Regions from separate parts of the Homo sapiens genome. Here region 2 is linked to region 1. Evidence: read pairs that join two places in POLR2A ChIA-PET (ENCODE). Cell type or tissue: MCF 10A. All regions are shown on one strand. Each heading gives the region's core, and the rest is flanking DNA. Links, peaks and the distances in the headings are about the cores only. Region 1 has its middle 29 kb from the start of ADGRF4. Region 2 has its middle 630 kb from the start of PTCHD4.

What was found. ChIA-PET counts read pairs that join two places held together with the same protein. Peaks named below come from ENCODE experiments on the same cell type or tissue, not always from the same donor. Only the 100,000 strongest peaks of a DNase experiment are listed, where the experiment ranks them.
Region 2: POLR2A ChIA-PET joins it to region 1 with 5 read pairs; 1 of 35 experiments calls an interaction of 5 or more read pairs at or near these places.

The regions. Positions count from the first base shown.
Region 1 is chr6:47,668,471-47,671,395 of GRCh38, reverse strand. It overlaps the pseudogene ADGRF2P. Among named protein-coding and RNA genes, the nearest start is that of ADGRF4, 29 kb to the left of the region's middle. In MCF 10A, for the core only: no CTCF peak of the experiment used is centred there; DNase peaks (open chromatin) are centred at 1,225 and 1,525.
Region 2 is chr6:48,743,424-48,746,348 of GRCh38, reverse strand. No RefSeq gene overlaps it. Among named protein-coding and RNA genes, the nearest start is that of PTCHD4, 630 kb to the right of the region's middle. In MCF 10A, for the core only: no CTCF peak of the experiment used is centred there; a DNase peak (open chromatin) is centred at 1,188.

The DNA.
Region 1 (2,925 bases), core at 278-2,777:
AACAGTGTGATTTTAATTTTCAGCATATTTTTTACCTTTATCTAATTTATTTTAACTGAAAGAAATATTTCTTAAAGTTGACCTTTTAAAAAACTTAGCCGATAAAACTGATTGCTCTTTACATTAAGTGGTGTGTTTTAATCTGGGTTTGAATGAAATTATTTTTCTTTCAGAGTTGTTGACATTAAACCATAGTCATTAGCTTTTTTTCTAGTTCCATGAAGCAGAAAGTTTAAAAGAAGCAAAAGCGTGTAGTGGCAAAACAGTAGTGTGACTCTAATCTTTTGACCACCCACCTCCTATCTGCCAGATCCTCTGTCCTCATTTTCTTGTGAAAAGCCACAGGGGTCTGGTGGTTCTGACTTCCCTCCCCCGGGTCAGCAGGGGTAACTGGAGTATAACTCTTGCCTCTCAAACAAATGTTTGAAATGTTGGTTTCACATGTCCTAAGCTAAAAAATTCATTATAGACATTTATTTCAGAAAAGGCTTACCTGTCAAGAACATACAACCTAAAAATAAGTCACTTCGTGTGATTCATATTAAAATAAATAAAGCAATTTCATTAATATTGCAATTTCCTAAGGTGAAATGTGCCAAATACAAAAGCATTAGAATTTTTTTAAAGTAAAAATTAAGAAACTATTTTCCCTCTCCCTTATTTAAAAAAAAAAAAAAAGCGGGGGCTGGGGAGGGGGACAAAAAAGGGAACAGCAAAGTATACTAGTAGAATGTTTGGATCTACAAAGGAATAACATTTCCAACCCTCCAACCCATTCTCTGCTTTCCAGACCTAGAGAAGGTACTTAAGATGTTAATCCATGTGTTTGTTCAACAAACAAAAAATGAGCTCCTTATGTCTCAGCAATGTCCTAGCAGCTAGAACAAGGATGGCATCTTTTTGGCGGCCCCTCACAACTCTGGGAATTCACAGTATGAGAGATCTGATGCACACCCGGGGTGGCTGGGAACTTGGACTGGGGCTTTCTCCCTAGAGACTGTAAGACTCTAAGAATCAAAGCCTGTCGAATCAACATGACAGGAAGCATTCCAAAATTCCAGATTCCACAAAATGAGTCTCATCTTTGTTAGCAATTTAATTTCAGAGTATCTCTTCCTGTTTCTGTATAGAATGTCTGCACCTAAAAGCCATACAGTTGACTGACCACAGGCCCAGCTCCCTAACGTTAAGACAAAACAGGCAAAAGGAAAACATGTGAGCTGCAGGCTGGGACATGTTCGGTGTTTGGCTCCTTTAGAAAGAAAAAAAAATTGCTTGACTGAAACACACACACACACAGCAAGTGTGTGAAACACACACACACAGAAATGGAGACAAGCAGTTTTATAAGACAATTTTGAAAAAAAAATTTAAAACCTCTTCTCTGACTTAAGAAAAAAAAAGTATTGAACTAGAAATCACAAATCACAGTAATCCAAAAGGTAAACAAAACTCCAGACAGAACTTTATCAGCCAACCAGAAGGATTTCAATCACCAGCTTGGTCAGCTGACAGTCTGCGGCTGCTACTTGCATAATTAGGCTTTGTAATGAATTACTGAGACTTCAAGTGAGATTTCACAAAGTGCTGTAGAAGTTCCCAGACAGACTGTAGGCATACACTTCAGATGATCTCAGGGATGGAAGATTACACAGCATCTGTCATTAACCATCCCACTGCTTTCCCTTTAGTTAATGACCAATCCATCCCTCCTGCCTGAATACAGACATTATGGAAGGGAAAAGAATAATGAAGCAAACAGTTATTGTCTGTTTACTCTTTAGGATTTGAACCCAGGTCTGTAACTTTTTTTTAAGTATGTCATGTGGCTTTTCCAAAATAAGAAAGAGCTCATCTTTGGTTTGTTTGTTTGTTTGTTTGTTTGTTTGTTTTGAGGCTGAGTTTTGCTCTGTCACCCAGGCTGGAGTGCAGTGGCGCAATCTTGGTGAAAGAGCTGATCTTCGAATGGGGTTTAATTTTTTCAGAGCATTTTCACATACTGGCATACCTAGGAGATATTGTAAATTCAGTTCCAGACCACCGTAATAATATAAGATTGCAATAAAGCAAGTCAAAAGAATTTTTTGGTTCCCTAGTGCATGTAAAAGTTGCGAGTACACTATACTGTTGTCTATTAAGTGTGCAATAATAGCATTATGTCTAAAAAATGTACATACCTTCATTAAAAATATTTTCTTGCTAAAAATGTTAACAATTATCTGAGCCTTCAGCAAGTCCTAAACATTGTCCTGGTGGAAAGTCTTGCCTCAATGTTGATGGCTGCTAACTGATCAGAGTGACGATTGCTGAAGACTGGGGCGGCTAAAGCAATTTCTTAAAATATGACCACAGTGAAGTTTGCCACATTGATTGACTCTTCTTTTCATGAAAGATTTCTCTGTAGCACGTTATGTTGTTTGATAGCAGTAGAACTTCTTTTAAAATTGGAGTCAGTCCTCTCAAACCCTCCTGGTGCTTTATTAACTAATAATATTCTAAATCCTTTGTTGTCATTTCAGCAATGTTTATGGCATCTTCACCAGGAGTAGATTCTACCTCAAGAAACTGCTTCCTTTTCTGATCCATAAGATGCAACTTCTCATCCATTAAAGTTTTTTCATGAGATCACAGCAATTCAGTCACATCTTCAGGCTTCACTTCTAATTCTAGTTTTCTTGCTGTTTTCACCACATTTACCATGTTACTCCCTCCACTGAAGTCTTAAACCCTCAAAGTCATTCATGAGGGTCGGAATCAACTTATTTCAAATTCCAGTTACTGTTGATATTTTGACCTTCTCCCATGAATCATGAATGTTCTTAATGGCATCTAAAATGACAAATCTGCCGGGTGCAGTGGCTCATGCCTGTAATCCCAGCACTTTGGGAGGCCGAGCGGGCAGATCACCAGAGGTCAGGAGTTTGA
Region 2 (2,925 bases), core at 246-2,745, 1.1 Mb before region 1:
TTAAAAATTATTTTGAATACTGAGTAAATGCCAACATGATAAGATAGGGTTTTGATTAAAAAATCATTTTTAACTTGTATTTTAAGTTCAGGGGTATATATGAAGTTTTGTTACATAGGTAAACTTACGTCATGGGGGTTAGTTGTATAGATTATTTCATCAACTAGGTATTAAACCTGGTACCCATTAGTTATTTTTCCACATCCTCTCACTCCTCCCACCCTCCAATCTCTGAAAGGCCCCAGTGTGTGTTGTTTTCCCCACACATCCATGTGTTCTCATCACTTAGCTCCCACTTATAAGTGAGAACATTCAGGATTTGGTTTTCTGTTCCTGCATTAGTTTGCTAAGGATAGTGGCCTCCAGCTTCATCCATGTCCCTGTAAAGGACATGATCTCATTTTTTATGGCTGCATAATATTCCATGGTGTATATGTGCCACATTTTCTTTACTCAGTCTATCTTTGATGGGCATTTAGGTTGATTCTGCTACTGTGAATAGGGCTGCAATGAACATATGCATGTATGTGACTTTATGATAGAATGATTTGCATGTTTGGGGGTATATAACCAGTAATGGGACTCCTGGGTTGGATCGTATTTCTGTCTTTAGGTCTTCGAGGAATCACCACACTGTCTTCCACAATGGTTGAAATAATTTACACTCCCACCAACAGTGTATAAGAGTTCCTTTTCCTCCATAACCTCATCAGCATCTGTTAATTTTTGCCTCTTTAAAAATAGCTATTCTGACTGGTGTGAGATGGTATCTCATTGTGGTTTTGATTTGCAATGTTTTTGATTTGAATGTTTTTTCATAAAAATCATTATTCATTCCTTCATTTAGTACAAATTTGATAAATGGTCACTATAAATTATAGAAACTTCTTAGTGTTTTTGTCGGTTTCTCTTTGTAGATTAGAAATTGCCTAATCTCTTTCATGGGTCTCTTCTCTTTCTAATGAAAACTTTCATTTGCCTCTCTCTCTAATTTTTAAAGCTTAATATTCCATCAAATGTCTAATGAATCCCAAATTTATATTTCCAAACTATGCTTCTTTGCCCAAACTTCTACTCAACTCCTTCAATTGTGAGGCTTTAAGCAAGCCTCAAACTCAGCATTTCCAAAACTGAATTGAACAGTTTCCTCCTAGAAACTTGGTCCTAGTCCAGGTTTCTCTACAGCATAGAAAAGAATCCCAATTCCTCCAGTTGAGCAAGACAAATCTGAGTCATGCTTTAATCTTTCTTCTACCTTATCCTTACCTCCCATTTCCAATCTAACATTGAGGGCTTTACTTTATCTTTACCTTTGCTTTACCTCAATATATTTCTCAGTTCTGTATACACACCTACAATCAATAACCTCTGCTTACCATATTCTTGAGAAGAATTTGGAGGCATGCTAAAATTCTCCCTTTTCTTCCATTATTTCTCTCTACAGTCCAGTCTCCACACTGTAATCAGAGTGCAAAAAGAAAATGTTCTTCTCTCCTTATTTTCAGCTAGCTTTAATGTAATATAATTGACATAGAACAAACTGTACATATTTCAAGTGTAAAATTTGATACATTTTGACCTATGTATAACCCTTAAAACCAATAAAACAATCATGATAATGAATGTAACTATTAGCCTCAAAATTTCTCTTGTGTACATTTTTTTCTTTCTGCTTCTCCTCTTCATCCACTCCTCCAGCTCCAGGCAACCACCAATCTTCTTTCTGTCACACGAATTTGTTTGGACATCCAGGAGTTTTATATAAATGGTATGCAGTGCGTGCATTTTTCTGTCTGACTTTCTCAGCCTAATTAGTCTAAGGTTTATCTATGCTGTTGTGTGTAACAATATTTTATTCCTTTGTATTCAGAGCATTTCATTTTTCCTTTTAAATAACAGTATTTTTAATTGAAATATCAAAAAAAAATTATGAATTTGAGAAATTCCTGTCCTAATATGAGACAAACGAAATATTCTGCATTTATTAGGGAAATATTAAAACCTTAGAAAAGAAAAATTCAAAAATGAAATAAATATAAATCTGTCAAAACACATACATTTGATGTTTGTAATAGTTTTCTAGGGCTGCTGTAGCAAAGTATCACTTAGTTTGTGATACTTTGTTACAGCATTTCATTTTATGGATGCACCACTGATTCTTTCTTTATCTATTCCTGTTAAGATGTTACATTCGAATCAGTCATGTATGAAAGCTCCATTTGCTGCACATTCTCACTGATCCTTGGATAAGTTCAGTCTTTTGAATCTTAGACATTTTGGTGGGCGTTTTGGTGTTTTATTGTGGTTTTAACTCATAGTTCTCTAATAAAAACTGATGTTGAGCTCTTGTCATGTGATTGTTTTCTATTTATACATTTTTGGTGACATATCTATTCAACAATCTGGCCTATTTTAAAAAAACTTGTTCTAAGCCTAAAGTTGAATTCTAAGAGGTCTTTGTATACTCTTAGTTAGATCTTCTTTGTCAACTATTTGTTCTGCGAATACTTTCCACCAGTCTGTAGCTTGTCTTTTTTATTATACTAAGAGGGTCTTTTAAAGAGCAAGATTCTAATTTTAATAAAGACCGATCTATTTACTTATTTTTTTTTTTAGTTTGTATTTAAGGATTTTTGTCAAGTCAGTCAATTGTCACTTAAAATTTCACCTATGATTTCTTCTAGAAATTCTATAGGTTTAGTTTTTACATTAGTTCTATGATCCATGTTTATTTAATTATTGTATACGGTGTCAGGTAAAGGCCGAGGTTCATTTATTTTGGATCAGCATAATTTTTTACAATATAGTATAATTTGCATTGACACCTTCATCAAAAATTAATTGATCATAGGAACATGAATATTTCTGGACTCTTTATTCTTTTGATTTATATACCTGTCTTTACTCTAATATTACGTTGCCTTG